Regions from separate parts of the Homo sapiens genome. Here region 2 is linked to region 1. A link is an interaction called in ENCODE POLR2A ChIA-PET data of the cell type or tissue named here. Cell type or tissue: MCF 10A. All regions are shown on one strand.

The links. ChIA-PET counts read pairs that join two places held together with the same protein. Peaks named below come from ENCODE experiments on the same cell type or tissue, not always from the same donor. Only the 100,000 strongest peaks of a DNase experiment are listed, where the experiment ranks them.
Region 2: POLR2A ChIA-PET joins it to region 1 with 6 read pairs; 4 of 35 experiments call an interaction of 5 or more read pairs at or near these places.

The regions. Positions count from the first base shown.
Region 1 is chr3:42,130,042-42,132,541 of GRCh38, forward strand. All of the region lies in intron 2 of TRAK1 (trafficking kinesin protein 1), which reads left to right. Among named protein-coding and RNA genes, the nearest start is that of TRAK1, 40 kb to the left of the region's middle. In MCF 10A, no CTCF peak of the experiment used is centred here; no DNase peak of the experiment used is centred here.
Region 2 is chr3:42,019,759-42,022,258 of GRCh38, forward strand. It overlaps a transcript of TRAK1 not described here. Among named protein-coding and RNA genes, the nearest start is that of ULK4, 59 kb to the left of the region's middle. In MCF 10A, no CTCF peak of the experiment used is centred here; DNase peaks (open chromatin) are centred at 1,113 and 1,383.

The DNA of each region.
Region 1 (2,500 bases):
CCAAGTGACACTTAGCTTGATACAGCTTAATTTGAAGATGAGGTTTCTTTTTTCCCTGTGATTTTCACCTCCATCCTGTGGCTTGTAGGTCACACTTCCCTAATCCCTGGTGGAAATGACAGTGTGTGCTATAGACTTTTGTAGTCACATAACACGCAGCAGACAGCAGACATGAAAGCTGCTGCATTGGTCTTTAGGTGGCTATGCAACTCTTTTTGGTCCCTTCTTCCAGGGGCTGTTCTATGTAACTTTTTGGTTAAGGAGCATTGATTGAGGGAAAAAAAAAAAAATCCATATCTCACCTGCATATGATCTGCAGACCACCCTCCCTGAGTTTACCTGGAGCAGCTTTTTCCTAAGAAGAGAAGGTTATGAAGCAAATAAGAGTTTCAAAATATTGTTCCATCGTTTGCTTTTACTGTAAAGTAATATTAAGGAATTAGCCAACAGTATTTACTGAGTGACTGGTATTTACCTCTGATCCTTTGAGGACTTGTTTGCATTTCAGCTCAGGTTTTCTGACTAAGGAGATAAAAACATCTCCTGGACTATTTATTTTTTTCCGTGACCTAACCCAAGGACTTTGCACTGGGTTGGACCAATGCAGGCAGCTCTTGAGGCCTTCGGTGCCATCCTACCCTGAGTTGCTTACTTTGCTTATGTGGGAGGAGGGAGGGGGGTCTGGGAACCTGCATATTAAACCAGCTCCCCTTGCCATTTTAACTTTTAAAAATTGAACTTAAAAGTAAACAACAACAACAAAGACCTTTAATCTAGTCCAACCATCATTGTTCACATGGGGCCCCTGAGGTGCGGGGTGCATTGACTTGCTAAGCCTTGCACAGCCAGGGTATGTGGGGCCAGGAATTGTGTGCAGGTCTCCTCACCACTCTAGAGTTGTGTCCATAAAGTAGAACCTACAGTAATATTATTATACCCCCATTTTCACCTTTGCTCATTCACTTGTGTCCACACGGTCACAGACATAGCAAGCGTTTATACGGTTGGTTTTATGGGGCAACGAACCTCATGTTTTTTACTCATGCAGGGCTCATCCCAGGAGAGTGGGAATTTGCTCAAGATAAGGCATGAGGACCCGGAGTATCTGGCATGGAGTTTAACTGGAATCCCTCTACCTCCACCACTGTACCTGGAGGCTCCTGTCTCCCCTCATCCTGTTTGACCCTTGAGCAGGGCCGACACAGTGGTCGCTCCCTTCTGGTCACTCTCCTGGCTTGGCTCCCAGTGCCTCACTTGCCCCCAGAGTTCCCTTTTGTCTCTCTGGACAGTCTTTCCAGCCTCTTTCACCAGTTCTTTCTTTTTCCTCTTCCTCTGAGCTTCCAAATCAGTGGCTGTCAACCCTGATGCACCTAGAGCTTTAAAAAATATAGTCTGCCAGGCGCTGTGGCTCATGCCTGTAATCCCAGCACTTTGGTAGGCTGAGGTGGGTGGATCACCTGAGATCAGGAGTTTGAGACCAGCCTGGCTAACATGGCGAAACTCCATCTCTACTAAAAATACAAAAATTAGCCAGGCATGGTGGCGTGCACCTGTAATCCCAGCTAACTTGGGAGGCTGAGACAGGAGAATCTCTTGAACCCGGGAGGCAGAGGTTGCAGTGAGCCGAGATTGTGCCACTGCACTCCAGCCTGGGTGACAGAGTGAGACTCCATCTCAAAAATGAACAACAAACAAATAAAAATAAATAAAATTTAAAAAAAAAATACAATCCTTGGCCAGGCGTGGTGGCTCACGCCTGTAATCCCATCACTTTAGGAGGCCAAGGCAGGCAGATCATATGAGCCCAGAAGTTCGAGACCAGCCTGGGCAACATGATGAAACCCCATCTCTACAAAAAATTAAAAAAAAAAAAAAAAAAAGCTGGGTGTGATGGTATGCACCTTGTAGTCCCAGCTACTCAGGAGGCTGAGGTGGTAGGATTGCTTGAGCCTAGGAGGTGGACGTTGCAGTGAGCCAAGATCGTGCCACTGCACTCCAGCCTGGGCAACAGAGCGAGACTCTGCCTCAAAAAAAGAAAAAGGAAAAAACCAGCCCTGGAACCAGTCCCCTGCAGATACCAAAATCCATGGATGCTCAAGTCCCTGATATGAAATGGCATAGTATTTGCATTTAACCTGTACACATCTTTCCATATACTCTAAGTCTAGATTACTTGTATTACTTGTAAATGCTATGTTTTTTGTTTTTTTTTTTTTGTTTGGTGTATTTTTTTTTTTTGAGTCAGTCTTCTCCTGTCACCCGGGATGGAGTGAGTGCCTTGGTGCCATCTTGGCTCACTGCATTCTCAACCTCCCAGACTCAAGCCATCCTCCCACCTCAGCCCCCCAGTAGTTGGGACTACAGGCACATGCCACCATGCCTCGCTAACTTTCATATTTTTTTGTAGAGACAGGGTTTTCACCATGTTGCCCAGGCTGGTCTCAAACTCCTTGGCTCAAGCATTCCTCCCACCTCAGCCTCACAAAGTGCTAGGATTATA
Region 2 (2,500 bases), 110 kb before region 1:
GATTTGAGATGTGACCAAAGATAAAATGTCTCCTTATAATGTTAGAAGTGGTTTGGCTTCAGCTGTATTATTGAGTCAGGAATTTGGACCTTTAGGAGCAGGTAAACAATGAGAGCAGAAACTACCCTTGAATTTATGTTTGTCTGAGGACCATTGGGAAATATTTCTTGGAGAGTGGGGAAGACAAATTCCTTTGACCTCCAGAAGAATTGATTGTCCTCAGTGTGATGAGAAAATCAGGGAGAGAGTGACTGAAGACAGCTCAGCTGTTCATGCCAAAGGGACTGACGGTCCAGATTCATGGTGGAACCAGGTGGCCGTGTTCTGGCTGGAGAACAGCAGTGGGAAGAGGACAATGCTCACGAGAGGGACAATGCTGTCTCGGTTTCTGCCTGACTTTTGGTTGCTACTGTGTTCTGTGGAACAAATATTTTATATCATGTTGCATTACCATCTAAGGTTGACAAGTTAACTAGAACCTTTAATTTCTTACGCATTGAACCTTTAATTATCTTAGCTCCATTAATTTTACTTACATATACCACTTGTACTGCCAGTAACTCCTTGTAGATAACCACTCTTGTGACCTCTATTACCATAGGATAATTGTGCCTGTTTTGGGCTTCATGTAAATTGAGTCATATAGTGTGTACTTTTGTGTCTGGTCTTTTGCTCAATGTTTTGTCTGCAATGTTCATCCATTTGTTGCATGTACTAGTGCTTCATTCCTTTTTAGTGTGGGATGGTATTCCATTTTATGGTTATATCATGATTTGTTCATACATTTACCTGTGGATGGACATTTGTTTTTTTTCCAGTTGGGACTATCATGGATAAAGCTGCTATGAACTAAGTGTATAAGTACTCATTTCTATCGGGTATATGCTCAGGAGTGGATCATTGGGTCATAAGACATATGTTCAGCTTTAGTAAAAATTAAGTTTTCCAAGTGTTCATTCTTCTCTGGATTTGGTATATGAGACTTCCAGAAGAAAAAAAGATAACTCTGTAAAAGAGTATGCTACATCTTGTGTTTCTGAATACAGGGCTCCCACAGTAAACTTGGTTTGCCTGTTGGACTTCCAGTTGGGGAGTTTGGTAATCTGATATCTTAAGAGATCTAGTAAGACAGTTATAGTATCAAGGGGCATTTTTTACTTAGTGTGAGATCCAGAGGTGTGGGCCTTGCCTGCACTGAAGAATTTCAAACCTGGGAAGAAAATTGGAGGTTTACTTAAACTAAAGGGACAGATTCTTGTCATGTTCGGAAGTTGGAATTGGCAAGCTTTATACTGGAGAATTAAAAACTCAAAACAAACAAAAAACCAAACCTATGATTCAGGAATAGCATTATAATGATTTAGAGGAAAGGTGGGGAGGAGGAAAATGAGCAATTTGTTATGTGTATGACTCACTGGTGCTGTGTCTGCGAGTATTACATTTGGGTGCAGAATTTCTGAGACAATTGGTTTACTGGCTTTCTTAGTAGAGAATAAAAGAGTGTCACCTAGACAGTGAGCATTTCATTTCAACCTTTGCATCTAGAATATATTTTAAATAAAATGCAGAATACTATGGGAATTGTACAGTTGTACAATTGCTTTATGTACCTGAGTGGGAAGTAGCTTTGTTTTCATTCATTAATTAAAAAGTAAAAACCTTCAGATTGAACAGTGTAGATACAATGCAGCACAGCATTGATGTGTTTGAAGCCATGTTCTTTTTTCCCCTGTAAGATTGTTGCTTAGGTGTGTTGAACCCAGCAACTCCTGTTTATGACAGGCAGCTTCGGAATCATTACCTTATATGATAACCTCATACAGTTATTATTTTTTTGAAATGGAGTCTCACTCTGTTGCCCAGGCTGAAATGCAGTGGCACGATCTTGCCTCCCTTCAACCTCCGTCTCCCTGGTTCAAGCAATTCTCCTGCGTCAGCCTCCTAAGTAGCTGGGATTACAGGTGTGTGCCACCACACCTGGCTAATTTTTGTATTTTTAGTAGAGACGGGTTTTACTGTGTTGGCCAGACTGGTCTCGAACTCCTGGTCAGTTATCCACCTGCCTCGGCCTCCCAAAGTGCTGGGATTCTATAGGTGTGAGCCACTGCGCCTGGCCCTCATACAGTTATTAAGAGGATTATGTGAATTTATACATGTGCTTGGCTAAGAGGAAGCATTTGTGTTAGCCATAATTATTGTTTTTACTGAACTCCTTATGATCCATTCATCCAAAAATAGTTTGGAACAGGTATTCTGTGCCACACCTCAAGGGTGGGGTGTGCCCTGGACTTGCTCTGTATGACAGTAACAGGAATAGCCCCCATGGCCTAAAGCATTGATGTGAGCTGTGGTTTTTGCTCACCCATCAACTAGCTTCTCTGCTTTGACTTTGAGGAGAAAGGGTTAATTTTTCAGTGGTCCCAAGGCATTAGAAGAATTGCTTTGGATTCGAATATCAAGACATTCCAAAGGTCTCTTGTGGAAGAAACATAGTTTGGTG